2 separate regions of the Homo sapiens genome follow, and region 1 is linked to region 2. The links are chromatin loops, found by intact Hi-C in ENCODE. Cell type or tissue: K562. All regions are shown on one strand. Links, peaks and the distances in the headings refer to the core of each region. The heading gives the core; the rest is flanking DNA. Region 1 overlaps SLC37A1 (solute carrier family 37 member 1). Region 2 holds the start of LOC101928212 (a long non-coding RNA gene).

Region 1 (12,337 bases), core at 1,902-9,901, 54 kb after region 2:
CCAGACCTAGGGTTGGATCGCACGAAGAGCTGGAATTTGGGGAACCACTTAAGACTGGATACATTTGGAAGGAACAGTCACACAAGATAAAATAAATATTTAGCTAAGCTTTCAAATTCTGGAAATGTCAACTAATAAAACTAAAAGTCTACTACCTCTGAAAGTATAAATCCAAAAAACATTTAAAAGACTTTAATTTTAGCAAAGGGAAACCGAAAAGCCAAAGCAGCAGAATAACTTGTTTCTACATAATCTGTTTCCCCATGTACCTGCTACCATCCCCATCCTCTGCCCCACAAGCTTTTCAAGTGACGAACTCCTCACAGAGACGACAGGCAGTGCTTTCCATGATTCTTACCTTAACTATGCTGATAGGCTTTCGAGATAAGTGAAAACTTGCATACAGCAGAAATGTCAAAATAAAAATGAAGGCTCTGTACCTGAAACACAAAACAGTGGGAGAGGATGATATGAAATAACAGAAGTTATGTTAGGAATACATATCACTGTGTTCTGAAACGTTCTTATGCTGTGTATTATTCATTCAGTTCTACAGCCATTATCAATATTACTTATGTCACTATAATATTGGAACATTAAAAAATATTGCCACGTTTGCTTTGTCCAAATGGAAACTGAACACTGTAAGAGACAGGAAAAACCAGACTGCTTTTCCTACCCTCATGCACAACACACAACATACCATACTTCTAACACTACGTGTGTAGGGGTTTTCCCCATATACCAAGCAATTCTCCAGCTGACACTGGATGTCCTCTAAGTGAATTCAATTCTCACACTGTCTTCCAGGAGTCAGCATCAGCCCCCACAGGGCGGGGCTCCGGCCGAGGCTGCCCCGCTTCACATGCCAATGGCAACAAGCCCCAGGTTGTGACCTGCTCCTCTGACCAACTGGCTCTCAGGGTGGTTCCCAAGAACCCCTTCTCAGGTTCGATTAATTTGCCAGAGCAGCTCGTAGAACTCAGGGAAACACATTTACTGCTTTATTATAAACGATGTTACAAAGAATACATACAGATGAAGAGATGCACAGGGCGAGGTATGGGGCAGGGAGCTCGGAGCTGCTGTGCCCTCGCCAGGGCTCCACCCTCCGGGAACCTCCCCGTGCTCAGCAGCCTGCAAGCCCCCAAACGCTGTCGTTGAGGGAGTCTGTGGAGGCCTCATTACACAGGCACGATCGAGCAGAACACCGGCCACTGGTGATCCACTCCACCTCTGCGGGCTCCCTCCCCTCCCCAGAGGTCCACGGGTGGAGTCCCAACCTCTAATCACGTGGTCGGTTGCCCTGGCAACCAGTCCCCCAGGAGGTTGTCCTGGGGCCCGCCACAGTCACCTCATTAGCAAACAAAAAGACACTCAGCACTAAAGGTTGTAGGAGCTGTGTGCCCAGAACCAGGGCCAGAGACCAAAAGCATGTTTCTTATTATTACGTCACAATATCAAAAGCATTCATCTATTTAAAGAAACCGTAACCAAAGGGAAACCTGGGACTCGAGATGCACACTTGAGTTTACAAAGCAGAACAAGCACGATGAAATGTTTAGTTTACAACAAAACTAACCACAAGTTTCTGGCGTAGCCTGCTATCCTGGGCAATTAAGATCATATTTATTTTTGGCTCTTTGGTTTCTATGCAACTTTTCAGAAGCACACAAGCAAGGCAGACATATAAATATTTCACGGCCCTCAAAGAGAAAAAGGCAGTGACGCTGGCAGGCTCTCAATAGGCCAGTGACAGAAACACTGGTACAAAGCCCCTCGCTCAGTTTGGCTGGGAGAAAAGCAGCCGAAAGAGTCAGCATGAGTGTGAGGAAGAAAGAAGAAAAGAAGGTGCCTTAGAAAGAAGACAAAGGGCAACTCCAGTCTAAGAGTCTCAACCACCGCATAGAAAAATACTTTTTGGGGCAACAAAATGGGTTGGGAGAAAGAAGTATTTGACAGGAGTGGAAGGCGAGGGGCAGCTCTTCTGTGTCCTAGGCACATCTCCCTACCCTGGAGAACCTGTCCTGCTTGTGGCCTGGGAAGAGACTTCAAATGGCGCCACCAACAACCTGAATCAATAATTACCTAAGGCGGCGTCCTACACAGGACAAAGAAAGGCAGCGTTTCCGAGAGTCCCTGGGATAAGGGGTTGCTTCTCCCAGCTGCGCATCTACATTTTTAATGTTGTGATTTACTCCGAGGGAAGCTTTCCACAAGTAACTAAAATCCTAGGATCCCAGAGCTGCCTTCTTCTCTGGTCACCAGCTAAAGTAGGGGTCAAATAAATATTTCCAGATTTTTCTTAAAAAAAAAAAGGCCATATTTCAGGTGGGAAAGAAAGGTTGGTGGCTCCGTGTGACACAAAACTACAACCTTTGGAATGCCTGTGCCTTTGGGGAAGGAACCAAACCAAACCAACTCGCAGAATACCTGCTGACTGAAGACAGAAATTCCCCAGTGCTCTCTTCTTCATCAGGGAACTATCTTCCAATGGCCTTTCTCCAATTCTTCCTCTCCAAGCCCATGGCAAGGGCCAAATGGGAAAAAAGCGAAACCCTAAAAGGCGAGCCTATCATTTATCCCAAAGCCCAAAGAACAAAGGCTATGTGGGTACAGTGGATTTGCTCCAGAAGCCCCGGCCTCTGTCCTCGTGTTTCTGAAAACCATCCTTTCTGGCAAGGAAAGAAAGTCTCAGCGCTTTGGATGAAGCTCTCTGTTAGGCCACCACTGCTTCTCACGCCTTCGACTGCTGGTGCAGGAAGATTCCAGGCCACTGGGCTTCACCGGCCCTCAATGCTCACTTGTCCAGCCCACAGCTTGACAAACTGGTCACTTCCACCCCACCTGCTGGAGCTGACTAGGGCAAGTAAGGCTGATGGGTGACCCTGATCGGCCCTCACTGGAGTACAGGGTTTCCTTCTCCAATCTCCTCAAAACAGGTGAACAAAGTTCTCAGGCCAAGTTGCCTCCAGCACCTCCCCAGTCTCAGACAAGTCCATGGACCATCTCTCCTGCTCCATGCAGGAGGATTCTCCAACCACAGTGCCAGTTCTACAGGTGTTATCACCCAGCTAGGAAGGATTTTGAGAAGAGCAGCTCTGTCCTATGGGCTGTGGGTTCACATCTCCACTCTCCACCCAGACAGCCCAGAAGGAAGGCTGTCTCCCTTTGTCGGGCTGAGGTCTGAAGAGTGCTGAGGCCCCGACACACACCGCGTTCCCAATGGTCAGGGCTGCTTGGGTGATCAGGCCCTGGTGATGCGTTCTGGGCTCCTGCCTTCCTCTGCGGGGTGACTCCCGGCTGGTGCTCACAGCACACGCCTAGAGATGCCCTGAGAACACTGAGGAGCACACAAGGGGCAGCACATGCCTCTGGAACCTTTAGTTCAGCCTTGTGTGGAGGGAGACACCTTAATGAATGAGACCCTTTGGGAAGAGTCACTGCCACGGTGTAGCCAGGCTGACAGAAGCCGTCCTGTAGAATTGGGTGAAGGGTCCATTTACACAGCAAACTGGAATGTTCCTAAAGACTGAAGAGGAAAACGCTGTATTTATTTAGCTGGTGTCAGGCCAACTCTACTTCTATTTCCAAATTCGTCTTTCCTCTCTCATTTCTTCATCTTCTGTACTTAGGACTTGGGGCTTGGGGATGGGGGACGCAGTGGCTGGAGGCTAGACTTTCCTCTTTGAAAGGTCTGACTTCAGCTCCCGTGACTATTGCTAAACCGCGGCAGCCACACTCGGGCCGCTGCCTTGCTGGTTGTCACCCCGATACGCCTGGCCTCTGGGTAGGCAGACGCTTCACTCTGCAGCATGGATGGGCTCAAACCCCCAGAAGCCAAACAGCCCTCCCGAAGTCCTTTCTTATTTCGTAATTCTATCTACGTTTTCTTTATCATTTATAAAGCAGATGTTTTGGATGATATGTTTCCTTTTGTTCATTTTGTACTGGGTTGAATATCATCCCCCATAATTTCATGTCCACCCAAAACCTCAGAACGTGACCTTATTTGGAAATAGGGTCATGTAGACATGATTAGCTCAGGTGAGGTCATATTAGATAGAGTGAGCCCTCATTCCAATGACTGGCGTCCTCACCAGAAGGCCACGCAAAGACTCAGAGACAGGAAGGGAGGCCACGTGGCCACACAGGCAGAGACTGGTGTGATGCAGCCACCAGCCAAGAACGGCGGCAGCAGCAGGAGCTGGAAGAGGCAAGGAAGGGTCTGTCCCCGGAGCCTGCAGAGGAAGTGTGGCCCTGCTGACACTTTGACTTTGGACTTCTGACCTCCAGGGATGTGAGAGGGTAAATTCCTGTTGTTTCAAGACACCCAGCTTGTGGTACCATGTTACAGCAGCCCCAGGAGGCTAATATAATCCTTTCATTTTTGTTTTGTGTTATGTTTAGACTTATGAATATAAAACAAATACAATAAAAAAATAAATGATCTAATCTATCTGCTCCTCAGTGTTCTGCTTACTTTTTGCAGTTATGACTACTTATAGCATGCTTGGCTTCCACCAATATGAAAAATCCCACATTTCTAGCAAAAAAGCAGGTCTCAGCAATGACAGCACCAGATGGGGGTGCCCCTCTGGGCCTCCTCAGAGATGTTCTGGAAGACCACGTGTTCTCAGGTGAATGGCAGCCTGCTTAGGGTGAGAGGCTCCATGCAAAATATCTGTCTCCTTGTTTGACTGTTATTACCTCAATCACATGCAAATAAGGAATAAAGAAACACTTTTGAGAATTACTGAGTGATATGATTTGGTGCAGAAATTAGTCCAAAGACATCCTCTGCTTCACTCTGCAGCATGGATGGGCTCAAACCCCCAGAAGCCAAACAGCCCTCCCAAAATCCTTTTTTATTTTGTAATTCTGTCTATGTTTTCTGAGACAGAGAAGCGATGCCATGTCCTGTTCAGAGTATCCCGTCAGAAGGTGCAGGAGGGCAGTGACACTGACGTTGGTCATTGGTTAAAGTGCTGTCTGCCTCATAGTTCCTCAGTGAAACCACTACGTTTCCCTCTAAGTAATGAATATGGAATTTCTGGGAACCTGCTTTGAGATAATGTAGATATCCTGTTCCTCAAGCTGCCGCCCCACGGGGTGCATCCATGGCGTTCTGTGCCTGCGCTGGGTACCCTGCAGCGGCTCCACATCCCCGCTCCACCTAGCGGCCAGCTTCCACTGTACGGCGAGCGTGCATTTCTCCTACTTCTTTAGTTATATCAGTAGGACTCGCCGAATCTTACGCTATTCAATGGGCTATCATTCATGAGTCTCATTTATTGTAAATCTCAGATTGTCCTAGATTTGACAAGTCAGAGTCCCTTTGTTTGTAAGTACTTCCTTATTTTCTGGCACAAGATGTTCTGGGCTCATCTATTCCTTGCCCTGCCCCAGTCCTGGCATTGGCCAGGTCTCCAAGGACTCCTGGCTCCTTTTAGTGGGAGATGCCATGCAGAAACCAAGATCCCGGACCAAAGTGTGCTCACTTTAGTGCTCTTACTGTTCCCAGGACCTCCTAGCGGGGTGCATTTTACACACACACACCCACACACACGCACACACACACCCTTCTCTATTTCTATATCGACCATCACCAGTTTATCCCGAGAACTTTCATTCCAATCCAACCTCACTCAGTTCCTTCCAGTTCCCCTCCCTCTTCCCATGCCTATAGCTCCTTCTCCATTAAAGAGAAAGCTGCCTCATTTCTATGGGATTTCTGTCAAAAATGCATAATCTGAATCTAATCATGAGGATGAGGAAATAACAAAGTTAAAATGTGGCACATTCTATAAAATAAGTGGCTTGAACTCTTCAAACACAACAAGGCCATTGTCTCAGAAGAAGAAGGAAAAAAAGCCAAGGTCAGAAAAGATGAAAAAAGGCCGAGGAACAGTGCTAGATGAAGAGACGAGACCCATAGGATAATTAAACGCAATGTATGAACCCGAACTAGATCCTGAACAGAAGAAGAAATGCTATCACAGATATTTGACATTTGATATTGTTTTTAACATGGACTGTGGGTTAGATAACAGTATCTTATCGGTGTTAAATTTCCTGATTTTGATCTTTTTGCTGTGGTTTTATAAGAGAATGTCTTATTCATAGGAAATACACACGGAAGTATTTACAAATAAGAGGGTATGATGTCTGCAACTTACTCTCAAGTGGTTCAGAAAAGTGTGTGTGTACAAACATACATCTACACACATGCACACACACACACACACACAAACACACTGTGGAGGGGCAGGGAGAGAAGCAGATGAGGCTAAATGTTAATCTTTGACATACAGCGGTTCTACAGGAACATTCTTACAGATGTTAGTAAGTTACGTGAGTTTGAAATTATATCAAAATAAACTTACAAAATGAAGAAGCTAGACATTCACTAAATAAAACCTAAGTGTTCAGGCACTTGTGGCTAGACTCACAGCAGACATGAAATAAGTCAAGAAGAGAAGCAATCTGGTTGAAGAACACAGATGCCCTCAAATCAAACCTGAGACACCCTGTGGATGCTCCACCAACCAGCAGGGCTGAGAAGCTGCACAGGGCTGGGGGCTGCCAGGGGGTTGGCGTGGAGGAGATGAATGGGCCCAGAATCTGCCGCTGTGGCATCAAAATCATTTTGAGCAGAAGGCATTTGCGTTCCTGAATTCTCTTAGCTACTGAAAAGCAGAGTTCCCCAAAAGAAGTCAAAAGAATCCATCTGCTATAAATCCTGTCCCTTAGGAGGGGCCAGGGAAACAGGACTCTTACCACTGGAGATGAGAAGCCTCCACACTGCACTGAAACAGGAATGATCACAAAACTACCACATCGCCCATCTGTTCTCTGTTCTCTTGAGGGCCCACTTGTCTTTCCAAAAAGCCATTCGTTTGCCCACAGGTACCTTTCTCTCACTCCCCTTCCCCTGTGAAGGACGGACGGTGCATAAGCCCAGAATTCTAAATGCCCCTTTGAGGGACACTTTTCTATGACCTCTCGTACATAAGTGGTGAAATCTGTCTTTTCTCTTGCTAGTCTGTCTTTTGTCAGTTTAATTCCCAGGTCCCCCAAAACAGAACCTACGAGGGTAGAAGCAAAGTTTTTCCTCTCCCAGAAGAGGTCAGCAGGACAAGTTAGAGGCCAGGGAGCCCAGCTTCAGACTCTGGGCTTGTCAACTGTTTCCTTCAAGGAGAATGGAATTAATGAGGCCACCTAAGAGAAGGATTCTCAGAATATGCAAGGCGAGGCACTCTCTGAACGGAAAGCAGCATTCTGGGCTGCACCAGAACATTTCATTTTCTCTCTGAAAGTTCTGCCCCGGCAAGGCCACTCATCTGATCTCAGAGTTGTGTAACTTATATATAAGTTATGTGCTTATTTCACCACAGCCATTTGCTAACCCTGCTGGTAGTCAGTGGTCATTTTTCTGTAGGGACCATGGTTCTTAGAGAAACCACTGGAGACCACGCGGGAGCCCAAACACTATCTGACAATGCCAGTACCAAGGACAAAGGACACCTCAGCACTGTTCTGGGTCACGGCTTCCACCACCAAAAAGCAATTCAACGGTTATGGGTGAGGTCAGTGATTCAAGTTTTATGTGTTTTATAATGAAACTGGGGCAACACAACTACCTGCACAGTAGCCCTCACCTATACACAGCTCCATGCCAAGGGCCTGCCCCACCAGGACTCACCACTGATCCCTGGAGAATGAGATGATGAAGCGAATGCCAGCGGGGAGTCGAGCCATTTACGTCGCCACTGACCACTGAGCCTCGGTCGCAGAATAAGATGCTTCATAAATGAGTCATTAATCCTGGCTCCAGATCCTCTCTCTGTTGCCCCTGCCGCTCCCACAGGCTGGAAAGCGTGGAAAGAAGGTGTCCTGCTGGGTCTTGTCCCCTTCCTTCTGGCAGTGGCTCTGCTCTCTACAAGGAGGAGGAGAGGCATTCAGAGTCCAGTGTCGTGACATTCACACCTTCAGCGTTACTGGCAGAAGTAACCACACACGTACAGTAGCAGTACCCAGTCCTGATCAAAGCTGCACGTCTGATACAAGCAGGGGCCCCCACCAGCAGTGTTACTAGGAAGAGGGGGAGTGAGGTGGAGTATCTACCCTTGAGGCGGTTTGTTCTGAGAACCTGGAAATGAATTTCAAATAATGTTCTGATGGTGGATAAAAAGGAACCAAGGAACTCATCTCTATCTGGGAGGCATCTAGAGATCAACCCATTCACAAAACCAAGTATGTGTCCAGCAGCCACGCTATGTGCCCAGATATCAAGGCATGCCAGGGCACTGGACTGCCTCAGTTCCACCCCTATGGACCAGGCCACCTTTGAACCGTAGTGACAGAGAAATGTGGGCCTAGACAAGAGGGCAGATCAAACCAATCATTTAATTGTGACTTTGCCATTTGAATCCAAAGGAGGAATGAATTTGCCTCGTCTGCCTCTTCATTTTTCATCTCCTGTGGTCACCTCAGAGGTCACAGAAAATGACCTGATTATGAAGTCAGGGCTGAAGGCAGAGCAATATAGGAAGGAATGGGGAGGGAGGCCAGAGAACTGAGAAGGGGCCCAGCACAGCAGGCAGGCCTGGTCTCCCATCCCAATGTCAAACTCATGACATTCCTGAGTCACTGCGTCCTCCAAAGCCAATCAGTTCCCCACATTCACTTTTGCCTCCCTCGAAAGTGAGCTTCCAAAAATGCACATTCTCCAAGGATTTTTCCCTTATACCACCTTTTACAAAAAGATTCAAAATCCCTGCTGAGCTTTCGTCCCAGGAGCCGCCCCTCATCTCTTCTATCTGCTCCAGCCAGAACTACACCTTTCTCCTAGGTCCTACAGGGCCTGAATAGGTGGGATTCACCCCACTCCAATACCTCCTCCTTCCAAGGCTGACCCTGGGCTGTGTAAGCCGAGGCAAGTCACTTAACCTTTCTGCTCCCTCTCCTTCAAGGCTAAACAATGGGGATGATAGCATCCATGTTGTTATAAACATGCAATGAGATAACCTATGGGAAGCACTTGATAAGTGGCCTGGTACGTAGTAAATGCGCAACAAACACTAGCTGATATTATCCTCATTGTAAATTCAAAAGAGGAAGGCCCGGGACTGCAGGGCAAGGTCCTACTTCCATCTCCTTGTCCAGAACCTAGCACAGACCACGTGCTCAAGAAACTCACGTTGAATGAACAGCCACAAATACTTCAAAACCACGTCTGCTCAAACCTCTAGATTTAAGCAATATTTTGCTCAAAATGGGTGGGCTCCAGAATGGGTCTGGATCTACTCTGGGAAATGACTTTGTGATGACAACTTCAGAGTAAAGAATTTGGTTCAACAGTGTCTGGAAACGGATGGTCAGAAGCAAACGTCTTCCTCTCAAGTGCTGCTTCTCCATGTCCAGCGTGTCTGGAAACATTCCATTGCCATCTACTAAATAAATCAAAAACCTCCAACTCTGATAAAACCTGTGACAACAACATCAAAGGCCCAGAAGGCACTGACAAATCAAGAAGGGAAAAAAAACCTCTTTGATTTCTTTTTAAAACAATGATGGATTCTTTTCCCTGTAAAATGGGTGAAAGAAAAGTGCTATAAATTCTCATAGTGAGTGCAGTTAAGATGTGCAAAGACAGTGATTTTACATTTGGGATGTTAAGAGCTCAACTAATGAGGCCCTTCCTCCCTAGCCTGTGCAGCACCACTAAAGACCACTTCATTTTGAGTGGGTCAAGACCTCTGGAAGCACGAACCATGACTGACATGCTCTCATTTGAGCCCCGTGACCACCCTGAAGAGGCAGGGCGTTCTTTTCACAAGGGAGAAAAATGAGGCTAGGCGGCTCGCCTGGGTCAGCTGGATAAGTGGGGCAGATTCCAGTTTGTCCTGTTTCTCTGAGCCACCTCCTCCCTCCAGCCACTCTTCTTCCTGCCCATCCCCTGCAGAGAAAGGGCAGCAGAATGGGAGCAAATCACTTGGTTTAAACCCAGTTTTTGGCACACTGCCCAAGTACATAAAAAGAAGAGATACTTTTTTAAAAAGTCACTCTCTACAGGCCCCCCTGGAACTTACCATTCCAGGGAGGAAAAGCGGCAGAATGTCCAGTTTCATTGCACTGTCAAACACAGCAACTTAGGCCAGGCATGGTGGCTCATGCCTGCAATCCCAGCACTTTGGGAGGCAGAGGCAGGCAGATCACTTGAGGCCAGGAGTTCGAGACCAGCATGGCCAATATGGCAAAATCCCATCTCTACCAAAAATACACAAAAGAGCTGGGCGTGGTGGTGCACACCTGTAATTCCAGCTACTCGGGTGGCTGAGGCATGAAAATCACTTGAACCTGGGAAGCGGAGGTTGCAGTGAGCTGAGATTGCACCACTACACTCCAGCCTGGGCGACAGAGCGAGACCCTGTCTTAAAAAAATATAAAAAGATAGTAACTTAGGAAACAGCCCATTAGAGCATCTTTATTACAACCTGTAAAACCTGCACATGTACCCCTGAAACTAAAAGTTAAAAAAACAAACAGACTCTGAAAGACACATGGTTTTATACCTATTTCTTCAAAAAACCCACCCTAGGCAACTGTAAAACAGAATAAGCTGAGGAAAGAAACATTCACAAGCTCCACTCCCAGACCCACCCACATGTGATCTGCGCTGCCTAGAAGGTTCCAAGTAATCTGCAGAGACTCAAATAATGGGGATAGGAAGTGAGCAATAGCAGGAGTAAGGTTCCTCAGTCTTTTTAGGGCTGAGGTGGCATTACACATAATCAAAGCGGCCCCACAGATATTTTAAATAATCTACTTTATGACATTTTTTTTTAACTGGGTCTCACTTTACAGGCAAAGATGGGTGAGAAATGCAATTCTCCTCCAAAAGTTTTCATGCATTTTTTCTTTTCTTTTTTTTAAATTACGAGATAGAATACAACTTCCTGTCCAGAGTGTGCTCTTTCTATGGCTTTTTGCTTTTAAAGGCGCTTTCCATATTAAAGATGAATGAAAATGGTCACTATCTCTTTCCCCTTGGCTGAAGTACAAGGAACCTGAATTCCATTTGCACCACCTCCCTTACCTGCCTCCAACCCCCAACAAAGAGAACATCACAGGTGGGCTGCATGAAACAGAACGTGTAAATGCAGGTCCAAAATGACTTGGTGAATCACAGGTCTGGGGCCAGGTGTTTTCAAGCTTGCTCTCAAAGGGGATTAATAAAAAAACAACGGGGGAAGTCTAAAATATTTATCCACTTACACAACTTCAGACGATTTAAGTTCAAGGGCCGGCAGGCAGGCAGGCAGGCACCTTCCAGGCAAAGAGCTAAGGGAGACCCGGAAAGGGCAGGCTTTAGCAATTCCTCCTTTGGAAATTCAAACCTGGGGCCGCGGGCTGGGGTGTTAGCGGGGAGTGGGGGTGGTAAGGGGCTTGGCCAGTATCCTTCGTTCAAATGCAAATCCTTAGACTGAACGTACCTTCTCGGTCACCAGGATTACGGCGTGGGCCGTAAGGGCTGGAAGGCTGGTGGCCAGCGGCGAGGGGACTTTCCGGCGCGTCAAGCCCTTTATTATAAACCCAGAAGGTCGCTGTCACTCGCATTGGCCAGGAGGCCCACGGGCTCCGGGAACCAGCTGCTCAGCCGACAAACAACGCAAAGGCCCAGGGTGCCGGCGCTCCGAGCCAGCGTTCTGTGCCGGCTCCTCCCTGGGCGGCTGGTCCCCGGAGGAGGTGAATTCCGCGGGCACGCCCACGTCCCCATCGCGGCAGACAATGCGCAGGGTCCCCTCCTGCCGGCTCTCTGGACCCTCAGCTGTCACCGCGGCCCGGGCCGGGGTGGGCAGGGGACCCGGCTGGACAGCTAAGCTCGCCCCTGCCGGGGACTCCGTGGAGCGGCTGCCGGCCCCGTGCCCGCTCCCTCTGCCTCCACTTCCCCGGAATCCCAGCGTTGCCCCGGTCCGGGAACGCCCGGCATTGTCGCCGAGGGCCACTCTTCTAGATGTCGTATTTCAAAGACTTCCCTCCGCGAAAATAGCTTGAGACCGTCCCCGGCTCTCGGAAAACATCCAAACCAGCCCCCACCTCCCCCCGAAAAAAAAGAAAAGGAAGGAGAGGAGCCGAGCTCCGAGTGCGCAGGGCCCCGCGCCCGGCTCCCTGAGGGCGCCGCAGGTGCTGAGCGGCTGCGGCGCCTGAGCGCCGGCTGCCCCGCAGGTGCGGGCGGGGGGGCGGGGGGTCCCCGCCTCCCGGTCCGGCCCCGGCCCCGCGCCTCACCTGCGCCGCCGAGGCCCGCGCTCCGCAGCCCAGCCCGGCCCGGCCG
Region 2 (12,337 bases), core at 2,327-10,326:
CACCATGTGCAAATCCTATGGGGAGCCAGCTGCCCTCCCGGCCCAGCAGGGATTCCTCTCCTGCAGGGGTGCTGGATGCTGGATAAACCCTTGCACCTTTCCCGCAGCCTTCTGGGGGCCAGGAAGAAGTGAGAAGGGAGCGAGGGAGGACCAAGGGGGGAGGGAAAAGAGGAGGGAGGGAGAAGGGGGCGAGCAGGAAGGCAAGGAGAGCTCGGGGGGCTGCAGCTCCAACAGAATGCCAAAGACGGCAATTCCCTCACATTTTCCACTCAGGGTTTGAGGAGAGATTACCACTAACCCATCCAGAGGTATTTATTAGAAAAGAAAAAGTGAGAGTGAAGGTGGCGTGCCGTGAAAAGATAAGCCACGCGTTTTCTTTCTTTCAGGAAAGCCAGGTGCAGAAGGCAGATAGGACAGAAGGCACTTTGGAGCCGGCTTTCACGCACGGAGACAGGGCCCGAGTGGGACTTACGGAACTTGGTCCCCCGTAGCTGACCCTGGGCAGCTCAGCTCCTTGTGTATGAGGCGGATCAGGAACTGCACCAAAACAAAGGTGAGCCCACCTGTTACTGGAGCAGGCACAGGGCGGCCCGCGCCGTGGGCACCATGAGGACCTGGCCCGCAAGGCCTGGGCGGGTGGCTCTCTCCCCACAGCACCTTCCCTGGGGTGGCCTCCCTGCAAGAGCAGCGGGGCTTGCATGCTCAGCCGGAGGCCTGGGCTCCTGTGGGCAGGGCTGTCTGATGAGGGCAGGGCTGTCTGATGAAGGCCCACGAAGAACCAGGAGCTGCCCTGAAAACAAGGCTTTTGGGAGAGATGCAGCCTGAACTACTTCTGGGTTCAAGTCACGTTTAGACTAAAATTAATCCAATCATGAAATGTCCACAGTGGGAAAAAGGAAATAAAGACAAGAGGACCATAATGCGGGTGGCCCAGTGGGTGGACCTGCGAGCTTCTCAGGTGACTCTAAAGCCAGGTGAGCACTTCCTCTGGCGCCAGCCCTGGGGTCTGAAGAGGCTGTCACAGGACAGCCGCACCCCACTGGGAGCCCCTTGGAGGCCAGGCCTGGCCGGGGCCCAGGGCTTTCCACCAACATCACTGCCTCAGCCTTGGCTCCTCGCCGGACCCAGAGCTTTAACTCCGTGCCCTTCACATGTTTGAGGGCTCAACGCCAGCCTACAAATCCAGACAAATGATTGTGCTACCTCCAATTTAACTAGTGCATTTTCCAGTGTGGATCCAGTCTCTCCCCAAGTGGGACATCAGCCCACAGGAGGGCTCTCCCTGGACGTGGCCCCTCGTTCTTAGAGGGCAGCAGATGCCCTCAGACCCAGGGTGGATCACTGGTCCAGGGGAGGCAGGGAAGGGGTGCTGGAGGGTCTCGAGGGGCTACTTAAAAACCAAACACATGGCCCCACCACCAAGCCTCAGGCCAGAGCTCTAGAAGGCAGAAACTCTTCTATTTTCTTAGGTGCTTGTGGTTCAAGTAGGAGCTTAGGAGTCCCTTGTATGAGGTGAGTTCAAGCTGGAGAGAACAGGGGCCCCTCCTACAGATAAGATGCATCCAGCTGCTCTGCTTGGTGCATGAAAGGTGTTTGCGACAATTAGGTGGTAAAGGTCGTGGGAACACGGCAGGTACGAACAATAGTGCTGGTGACAATAGCAAGATTTTTGTTAAATAAATCCATCTGTGTGAATCTGAACCTCTAGCTCCAACTACCGGCACAGGCTTATTGTGTTTGAGCTGGTACCTTACCCACATCTACATCCTGCCAAGTGTGATGTATGAAAAGTGCTAGCCCGAAGAGGCCTATGATTATGAAAAGCTGATCATTAAGAGAGAAAAAGATGAAGAATATAGTAGCAAGTGTTATCTGTGGGTACGGGATGAACTGTAAATGGTGACAGTTCTGAAGAACAGAGATCCAATTTCAAAACATGCCCACGTGTTTGGCTCACGCATGCAAGAATGACCAACAAGGAGGGGCCCTACCAACTCCAGGAGCCCAGGCGACACGCACTGGAGACCTGAGGCCTTCGGTCGTGCGCCAGGCAGTCCTGCAGGCCCTGGAGCTGGCCATCAGTGTGTGTTGTGAGGCAGGAAGCATGGTGCCCTCTGGCCCCCCAGGACACCTGCTCAGATCATGGAGGTTCTCAGCTCCAGACTCGGGAGGAAACACTTGTCTATTTTGGTGAAAAGATACCAAAAAGCATGTTGATCAGTGAAGAGAAAAAGGTATGTCTAGTTCTTAGGTTTGAAAAGCCCAACTCAAGCTCACGGACCTGCTGCACATCCTGGTATAGTTCCTTCTCCACTGCGACAAGCCCCCGTCTCCCAAGTGCTTCAGCTTTAGGTCTCTTTCTTCCAACGCAGCAAATCCGGCTTCCTCTGGTTATTATTTACCTGTCGTGTAGTTTCCCATTCTTTTACTTTTGTCTTTTCGGAATTCCAGTGTAGCAGGTGTGTTTCTTGTAAATAACCAGTGCCTGTATTTTTAAAAGCAACCTGACAATCTCTGCTCCTAACTGATGAGTTTAAGTCCATTTATTGTCACTGTGTTGCTGGCATGCTGGGATCATTTTCATCCATGTTGCTCTGTATTTCTGTATTTACCCTGTTTTTTTCTATGCTTCCCCTGACCCTAGGTTCTCTTAGATTAAGTCTTCATTTCCCTGTATTGCCTTGAAGGTTACACATTCTATTGCTATTGGCTTGACAACATAAGAACTGCAGTGTACTGGAACTCTCATTGTCCCACTTGTACCTTACATTTTCAGTATTTCAGTTCTTTTTTATATTGCCCAAATTAGTCATTATTGCTGTTGTTTTAAACTGAGAGTCAGAAAGCTTTTTCTGTAAAGGTCTAGATAGTAAATATTTCAGGCTTTGCAGCCATATGGTTTCTGTTGCACATTCTTTTGTTGATTTTTTAAAGACATATTTAAAAATATAAACCATTCCCAGCTGGAGGATCACACAAAAATAGGCCACAGTTAGCTGGCCCCTATTTTATATGGTCAATACTCCTTTAGATTCATCCTTAGGAATATCACTTTTTTTTTGCTTGCATTTCTCCTTGCATCTCAGACTTTCCTTCTGGATCTATCTTCCTTCTCTAAATACATTGTTTAGCAATTTTTGCTGGGAGCATCTTTGGTTAAAAATGTTTTCACTTCACCCTTACTCTTGTGTGCAAGTTTATCTAGGTACAGAATTCTAAGTCATTTGATTCCTGAATCTAAGAATGTTTGTCTTTCATGTATCTGGAAAATTCTCAGCTATTTTGTCTTAAAATATTGCTTCAAATCCAGTCTATCATCTTCCTCTGGAATTACTTTCAGATAACTTTAGGCCATCTCATTTGGTCCTCCATTTTATATTTAATTTCTCTCTAATATTTTCCATCTCTCTTTTTGTGCTGAATTCTGGATAATTTCTTCATATCTATATTTCACTTCAGTAATCTTCTCTTCAGCGGTATCTAATTTGCTTTTCTAACCCATCCATTGAGTCTTTTTCCAGGCTAAAGATCACATTTTTCATTTCTATAACTCCTGTTTGGTTGTTTTTGAAGCCTGCTCTGTCTTTTCAATAGTGTCTTGTTCTTTTTTTCATGAGGTCAGTTCCTTTTTCTTATGTCATTAGTAACATTGCATATATTTATTTTTAGTTTACATAACTCTTTTATCTGCAGTTTTGGGGGAGTCCAATTCCACCATTTTTTATGTCTGTTACTGTCATTCAATGTGGATTGCTTCCTTATGTTTCATTATTTTGGATTGTGAGCTCATCTTTTGTAGGGTGTTAGCTACAGAAATCCTATGCTGCAGGGTTGAGATTTGTCCCTATTTGCTTCTGTATTACTGCCTAAGGACCAACTTTGCTCATTTAAAATATATTTATATAAGCTCAAAGATTAAAGCTGACTGTGGGGAGGTCTATGGCTAAAAATTTTCAAGGGAGATTTCTTCCCCCTAATCTGGCTAAGATGGGCAGATTCCCATTGTCTTCCTGTGCCAGTGTGCAGATATCATCTAGTATACTCTTTCACTGCAAGCATGGCTCTTCGAGGGTCCTGGCTCTATGACGAAGTCTCCAGTTCCAAATCTTCATCTTGTGCCAGCCTAACGCCTTGTCTCTTACCCAGTGTGGGCACAACCACCCCAACCCGTTGATTCCTGAGCTTGTGTATTTATATTGCCTTTACAATTCTGGCTCCTGGGGAGTTCCTTTACTTTCTTATGAGTTTGGCTAAGCATCAAAACAATTTTCAATATATATTACCAGATAGTTCTAAAGAAGATATTTCAGATTCTCTGAACAGTTGTAATGACAGGAATTTTACTGCTACTTAGTGGAAATCCATCTGGAGGCTTCATTAGAACATTCAGGCATTAAAAGAACCCACAGATGATCCAAAGAACAGCCATTTAAACCTAGTAAGTTCATAGGTTGAGAGTCGGTATTTGATTTTGTATGTGGTGGGGAAGTTGAGTTTTAGAATTTCCTGGAATTAAAATATAAGACTTTCATTTAATTGAGTGAGTTGATATTTCTGAAATTCTCAACTCATTTTTATTGGGATCAGCCTAAGGTTTTGTCTGGTGAAGTGAGAGGAGAGGCATGGCTGTGGGTCTGGGGACTTTGTGGCCAGGTGACTTGTAAAGATGTGTATGCACCCCTCACAGCTGCACATCTATGTGACTGTGACATCATCACTGGTCTTCCTTACCCAGGGGAAAACCTCAAACTTTCTCAACACAGGAGGGCACAGAAGCAGGAGCCCAGAGAAAAGGGGGCAGAAGCCAGAAGGCGACTCAGTGTCTGCACTGGCAACCTCTTTGCTCCTTTATTCTCTCCCATCCCTTCAGGTGAAAGAAGTTGGGGCCGCTCCCGCCGTCTGACAGCATGGCTGCAGGAGGGACACCAGGACACTGATGACCACTGGGAGGCCAGGCTCTGTGTATCATCTGCTTTAATTCCCACAACAATCTTGTCACTGGGTGCCATTATCATGCCCATTTTAAAGCTGTGGAAACTGTGGAGCAGAGGTTACGAAACCTGCCCAAGTCACACACATGACAGGTGACAGGCAGGATCTAGAGCCACGGAGCTCCACGCTCCTGGCCTTTGTGCTATCCCGCCCAAGGCTGCAGAGCAAGACTGTCCTGCTTCTGTTTCTGACTTTTTCTAATCAGAGAGAGAAGGAGCTTTAGACCACGCATATTTAGAAAAGATGGGAAGACCCAAACCTCTCTGATAACTCAGGAATGCATGGGAGAAAGTTCCACCAGTGTTTGGACACAACCACAGAGATCTGCATTCAAGGTGGATTGGACTAAAAATAGGCCGACTTACCAGTAAGGCACAGGCATCTGCAAACATCAGCATGTAAAACACATTGCTCCAGCCGGACGGGGAGAGGAGCCCAGCCAGCAGGGGGCCCAGGGCTGCTCCTGAAATCAGGCAAATGGACACACATGGTGCTGTTTAGAGAAAATCCCAGCACATAACTAGCAGCCACAGAGAATGGGGCTCAACACCTCACTCACAATGAAAGGAACACATATGGAACTACACTACCTCATCCTGGCCTATCAGATTGGGAGCGGGTACAAGGCCTAGTATAGGTTGAGCCTTCCAAATCTGAAAACCTGAAATCCAAAATCTCCAGAATTTGTAACTTTTTGAGTGCTGACACTCAAAGGAAATGCTCACTGGGGCATTTCAGAATTGGGATTTGAGATGCTCAACCAGTGTAATGCAAATATCCCACAATCTGAAAAAATAAAAAGACATAACCACTTCTGGTCCCAAGTACTTCAGATAAGGATACTCCACCTGTACGCCTCCGTACTGGGAAGGCAGAGCTGGCACAGCCTTTTCCCAGAACCATCCTAAAAATGTGTGTTGACATTGCAATGTTCATTCTTTTCATCCAACACTCCCATTATTTTCTTGAGTACACGTAAGGAAATCTGAATTCAATGCACAATCTTAGATATTCTTATGCTATAAAAATGTAACTGGGTAAAATTTGAATAAGAATTGTAGATACTAATATTCTTTCAATGCTCACTTTCTGATTCTGATCATGCACTGTGGTCTGTCATGGAACTCCTTGTTTTTAGGAAGTACATGCTGAATAGTTACGAGGAAAGGGGCAGCATGTGTGCATCTTACTCTTAAGTGGTTCAGAAAAATTATGCATGTGTGTGTGCATATATGTGTGTGTGCATGTGTGTGTGTAAAAACACGGGTGCATGATGAACCACATGTACTAAAATGTCTGAATTCTTTGTACTATTTCTGCAACTTTCTCAAAGTCTGAAATTATGTCAAGATGTGTTTTTAAATGATGAAAACAAATAACGTATCCCCCTAAATGCCCAAGGACTGCTGTTTAAGAATGTGTTTTGTAGCATCTGGTGCATTTTACCAAGAGGGACTGAAATGAATTCTGATACACATGTAGGATGGCCTGTTTTGGTAGATGCATGGGAAAAAGCATGAAGAATTTCCACCAACCTATGAACTGACATATTCAACTCTGAGAGGTAAGATAACCAGGGTCTTTCATGCCCTAGGCACTTGTTTTTTTCAAGTGTTCACAAAGTGCACTTACTATTTTATAATCCCAGGAGCAATTGTATGTTTTTTTTTTTAATTCTCAGAACTTCCAGGTAAACATGGTCGGCTACTCATGTGTTATCTCCACACCCCCAAGCAACATGAACTGCGCCATCACTGACTTCTAAAGATGATAAATCCTCCCACCGAAGGGCACGTAGTTTTGGAAGATGGACACAGAAGGGCTGACAGCTAACACAGCCTCCAGTGTTCCCTGCTCCACTGAGCATCCTCAGAGGGAGACAGCACAGGGACACCTGGAGCAGAGCGAGGCCCAGCGGAGCCCAAGAGACAGGGGAGGGGAAGGCAAGGAAGGAGGAACGCAGTGGGAACGGAAGGGGGTCAGCAAGAGAAAAAAGGTGCATGGGTTGAGTCTTTTATCACAAACTGTTAGCTACATTCCCTCTGCCGCACCTCGGATCCCAGGTCTCTTTTCTCATCCTCACTGATAAAGAGACTCCTCCTGATGCCCCCGTGCAGGACAGCGCAGCTTAACCCGTGGGGACACTAAGCCCAGTGCAGGACAGGGATGCTCACCTAACAGGCGACAGGGGATCTGGGGAAAGACACCAGCTTCCACCAAGCTTCCATGCCATGGCAAGGATGTTGGCAGCTGGACCCAGGCTCCCCTGGGCACTGAAGGAGTCTCCTCCTGCAGGTTCCGCAGGGTCCCACTGCCTGGAGACCAGCAGCCAGCACACTGTCCCCACAGAGAGACTTCAAACCACTATGCAGGGCCCCTTCTTCCATGGGAAGTGATGAAGGGGCAACCTAGGTCTGCCCTGTGTCTGGGGAACACCCCAACGTGAAAGCAAGCAAGCTGGCAGGAGGGAGCCTGGAGGAGAAGAACATTCCCAGAGCTCACAGCACCCACAGAGAGCCAACAGAAGACTAAGTTGAACCTCCCCCCAGAGAGCCAACAGAAGACTAAGCTGAACCTCAGGACACACTCTTTTTTTTTTTTTTGTGTGTGTGTGGCTGAAAACCTGTTATCAATTTCACATGATTCAGTCTAACATGAAATAAAACAGGATGCACTGAAAGGGCAGAGAAACATCAGTAAACATTGAAAATATGGCAGGAAAAGTAAAATGGTCGATACAAAGTTGGAAAATACAGTCAAGAATCTCCCTGAGAAAGTGTAAGAAAGAACAGGGAGACAGGCAGGAAGGGAAAGAAAGAAAGGAAAGTTGAAGGATTAATCCAGAAAAGCCTACATCTGACTAATACATTTTCCAGAAAGAAAAAACAAATCAGAAAATGGTAGGAAAACTTATCAAACGAACAGGGGCCCAATTCCCCTAAAGTGAAGGGCAGGTGTTTCCAGACTGAAGGTGCCACCAGGTGCCCCAGGACGGTGGATGAAGAAAGGCTCCCGGGGTAAGGAAGGGAACCTGGAGATCTAAGAGAAAAAAGAGAAGGTCAGAAAGCAAGGGCTGGGGTCAGAATGTCTGTGAACGTGTCAGTGACAGCAATGGAGGCTGGAAGACGGGGGTTCTGAAGAGAAGGTGTTTCCACGTCCACATTGCCTCAGGCGAGAGCAGAATCCAGCCATCACGCACTTGTAAGCTTGCAGAACCCACCTCCCCTAACTCAGGAAGCTGCTAGGAGCCAGTTTCCACCACAGGAGTGGTAAACAGGGGTCTAGACTGCTAGGGCTGTGTCGCAGGCAAGAGAGGAGGGGGACTCCCAGCACCGTGGTGACAGGTGCTCTGGGGCCAAGCCGCGCAGTGGGCGGAGTGAGGCTGATGGCGTGAAAGGGGTGGGGCAGGGCAGGATGGCGACCACGGTGCAGGGAAGGAAGAACTTTGTCGGAAATGTGAAAAAGAGGAAAAGAGATGTTTACTTACCCGGGAAAAAACAAGATGTATCTATTGAGGGTGCATAATTAAAGTTTGTTTCTTGGCTGGAAAGTGAAGGGCAGAAGCATGGCTGGTATAACTGAGGAGGAGGAGGGGTGGGCAATGTCGGGGTGGAAGGGAGCCAGGTCCCCTCTTCCGTAAGAGGAGCACAGCTGATGACGTTCAGATGATGAACCAAGAAACATGGAAATACGTAGGTAAGCAGAGAGAGGCAGCTGAAATTGGCTGCCTCTAGAAAGAGAGGGCTGGGGAGGGGGACGGAACGCCGCTGTACAACATAATAAGCTTGTAGGACTGTCTAGCTTCTAAGGTACATTATGTTTTACTTTAATAAATAAAAATTAACTTGAAGAAAAATGCAGTGCCCTATTTAATTGCTCTGCATGAAATGTACAGAAACGGCAACCTCTGCGATTCTAAGCACTGTGAACGCCCCAGGCGCACACCGTGTCAACAAACCGTGTGGCACTTGGGAGAAGGCAGGGGTGATTTACGATTAGTCATGTTTCGCCTCCACCCGAGTCACTGCCAAGGAGTGGACAGTGACACTGAATAAGCATGCGGGCACCTCCTTCGGGAAGGGACTTGGCTGACATGGTGGCCTTCCCACTGGAGCCTGTACTTTGTCTTGCTGGGCAGCACTCACTCATGGAAGGAACAATGACCAAGGCGTGGTGGTGGGGGTGGGTAGGCCTGAGCGCCGTTTCCATGGTGACCATTCACTGAGCAGGCAGCAGGCACTGATGGGCAGTGGAGCCTGGAGGAGTCAGGTCCTGGTCCTGCCTCTGGTGTAACGCAGCAGCCATCAAGGTGGGCGCGGCAGCTCCGCGGACAGTCAGGACTTGGTGCAGGTTAACAGAAGGCCAGAGGGGGTCCGGTGTGTGTGCCACCTTCCTTGTGAGGGGCCAAAGGCATTCAGAACTGTGCCTCCCTCCACCTGCTTGGGGGCAGTGGTGGGCAGTGGCCTCTGTTCACAGACGCAGGGTCTCCACCCTTAGCCACAGACTTCTGCTTCCCTCTCATTTTGAGAATATGAAGAAAAATGTGTTTTTTCACCTAGTTCATGATTTCCTTCTCTTTTTTTATGCTGATCCTCTGCTTTTAAAACAGCAATCGGGGTTGCCAGTAGAGCGCCAAGTTAGCTTTAAGAACAGGGTTTCACAGCAGAGTCAGACCGAATTGCAGACTGCAGTCCACTGAGGCACAAGGCCAAGAGAAGGCCACGCAGTCACAACGTCAACCAGAACTGAGCTCAGCCCCGCAGTCCCCCGACTTCCTACTGAGATGCCCAAGACAGAAGATCAGAGGGGTGACTACTGCCGCCACCCAATACACTCAAAGCCCCTCTGGATCCAGTGAAAGGAAGGAACCAACATGAAGGGCAGAGACGAGGCTGGTCTGGTCTCACTTTGGTGAACAGCAAAAGCCAAAGTGTGGCTTTCTGAGCAACAGCCACCCTGCCCACCACTTCTCAGAACCAGGCCGTGTGTCGCATGACAACGGCCACCCTGCCTGCCGCTTCTCAGAACCAGGCCGTGTGTCACATGACATGGCAACGGCCACCCTGCCTGCCGCTTCTCAGAACCAGGCCATGTGTCACATGGCAATGGCCACCCTGCCCGCCGCTTCTCAGAACCAGGCCGTGTGTCACATGGCAACAGCCACCCTGCCCACCACTTCTCAGAACCAGGCCGTGTGTCGCATGACATGGCAACGGCCACCCTGCCCGCCGCTTCTCAGAATCAGGCCGTGTGTCACATGGCAACGGCCACCCTGCCCGCCGCTTCTCAGAACAAGGCCAGAACAAGGAAACGCAGAACAAGGAAACGCAGCAGCAGCAGCGTGGAGCTGGGGTTCCCGCCACCCAGGGCTGGGCGGGGGCGCCTGGGGCCTGTCCGGCCTGGCTCCTCACTGTGCAGTCAGCCGCCTGGGCCCCGGCTGCGATTCTAACTGTCTGGGAGCAGCTCATTCAGTTCACTGGGATACAGCAAAGAATCAGGCAAATCCCGTCCTCCTGGAGCTTCCGTTCCAGTGGCAGGAGACAGAGGAGACAAAACAGAGGAGTGCACCGAATCCCACTGCGGATGGGGAGAGCGCTCCAGAGAACAGACCCGGGAGAGGGGCCTGGAGGCCGAGTCGGAAGGGTTCACGCGTTCTCAGCAGGGTGGTCCCAGGAAGTCTTGCTGAGAGGATGATATCTGGGCAAAGACTCAAGGCACGAGGGAGTGCGGCACGAGGGAGTGCGGCACGAGGGAGTGCGGCACGAGGGAGTGCGGCACGAGGGAGTGCGGCACGAGGTCACCTGTGGGGACCTTCCCAGGCACGGGGTGTGACCAGAGCAAAGAGCCCGCACGGGGGCCAGCCTGGCCTTCGGAGGAGCAGCAGGGAGGCCATGTGGCGGGAGGGCTTTGCATTCTGCATCACTGAGACAGCAGTGGGCACCCAGAAACGTGCTGTGATGTTTCCAGCCTGCTGGCACCAAGGCCAGGGGCAGCCAAGAACAACATCAGCTCCCTGCACGAGCCAGTGGGAAGGCTCCAGCACCAGGTTCTGGCTGACCTGGGTCTACCGAGCCACCTTCATCTACCAAACACTCGGCTTTACTGGAGACCCCCACGCAGCAAGTGACACACAGGTTGGCACCCCAGGTCCTCCTTATTAGCTGTGACAGCCACACCAGGCAGCCCCCCATAACGTCCCCCATGTAGGAAGGACCCTCCTGATCTTCACCTGGCAGGTGTGGCAACTCCTGATTTTCGCCTGGCAGGTGCAGCCACTGTGCGTGCTCCCCATACAAGGGCTCAGGGAAGGCCACAGCCGTGCCGTCAGGCTGCACATGGGCGAGGAGACTGGCACTCTGCCAGCTCCACCTGCCTGCTCCCTAAGGGGATGGCTTGCTTATTCTGCCACCTTTTTAAATTCCAGAATATGCCACTGAATTCTCTTCAAGAGCTTCGACGATGCTGGTAACACTCAGAACCCTGTATGATTTTGGACCAATTGGTTTTTCTGTAATTTAAATAAGATTCTGCCTTTCTTGAGATGAAGGCGATAAATAATGAGTGGACCTGAGTTAGCCCACGGGCTGTAGTTTGCCAACCACTGCCTCGGGTGAAAACCTGGACACGCACAGCTAGTCACACGCCCGTCTCTCTGAAGCCACCCAGGCATGCGTGACCATCTCTGTGTGCCGATGTCCCCTGCTCATCTGCTCGTATAGTAAGAAGCCGGCCCACCCAATGTTATAGATGCAGTTGGAACCCTGGGTACCTGTTCACGAGCATGTGACAATGTGATTTCCCCTAAGACACCAAACCTCCCAGAGCTAAAACTCTCTGCGCACCTACAGAGCCCGTCCCGTCAATGATGGCCGTCACGGTGGAGAGGGCGTGCGCGTTGCCTTTCAGACTTTTATGAGTCCCCTAGAAGAGAGGAAAAACAGACGTGCAGTTATCGCCACAGCATGAGAAGTAAACCTAAGCCTCTGTATGACCATTTACTCAAACTGCTCTGCAAAACAACTCATCGTGAGGGTGTTTCCCATTATTTAAACTCCACCCCAAGCTTGCCTTGGAGAGTTAAAACTTCAAGGGTTTTTAAGAGTCAAAAGTCATCAGAAATGCTTGGTTCTAGTTACAAGAACTCTTAGGATTCTCTTCAAATAAAAAACGTTTGTTCCGCACAGTCCTGCTCCTCCCTGAGGCCCCAGAGCAGCCAGCGTGAGAGGCGTGAAGGTGCGCAACGCGCGCCCCTGCCCTGAGCTGCGCCGGCCTTCCTTCCCAGACACATCCACGTGTCTGCTGGATTCCTCGACAGCCAGGGCCTTCCTGGGACCCCTGTCAGATG

What was found. A loop is a pair of places that touch in the nucleus more often than their neighbours do. Peaks named below come from ENCODE experiments on the same cell type or tissue, not always from the same donor. Only the 100,000 strongest peaks of a DNase experiment are listed, where the experiment ranks them.
Region 1: a loop joins it to region 2, with 1.9 times the contacts of the local background. A loop is called at or near these places in 7 of 110 quality-filtered maps.

What each region holds. Positions count from the first base shown.
Region 1 is chr21:42,513,879-42,526,215 of GRCh38, reverse strand. SLC37A1 (solute carrier family 37 member 1) reads right to left here. Exons shown (of 20, transcript NM_001320537.2): 1 at 11,499-12,337; 2 at 7,706-7,939; 3 at 359-440. The coding sequence starts at 7,761. It overlaps LOC107987299 (a long non-coding RNA gene), which reads left to right. Exons shown (of 2, transcript XR_007067878.1): 2 at 1-616. Among named protein-coding and RNA genes, the nearest start is that of SLC37A1, 6.2 kb to the right of the region's middle. RefSeq lists enhancers at 931-1,020, 4,624-5,123, 5,124-5,625, 11,444-11,673 and silencers at 11,834-11,933, 11,944-12,023, 12,244-12,337. In K562, for the core only: a CTCF peak has its summit at 5,196 (motif pointing left); a DNase peak (open chromatin) is centred at 5,175; H3K27me3 peaks cover 6,928 bases.
Region 2 is chr21:42,567,936-42,580,272 of GRCh38, reverse strand. SLC37A1 (solute carrier family 37 member 1) reads right to left here. Exons shown (of 20, transcript NM_001320537.2): 17 at 11,835-11,913; 18 at 5,358-5,455; 19 at 473-537. LOC101928212 (a long non-coding RNA gene) reads left to right here and starts at 6,463. Exons shown (of 2, transcript NR_171773.1): 1 at 6,463-6,556; 2 at 6,674-7,189. RefSeq lists an enhancer at 7,808-8,551. In K562, for the core only: a CTCF peak has its summit at 5,425 (motif pointing right); a DNase peak (open chromatin) is centred at 5,432; H3K27me3 peaks cover 3,943 bases.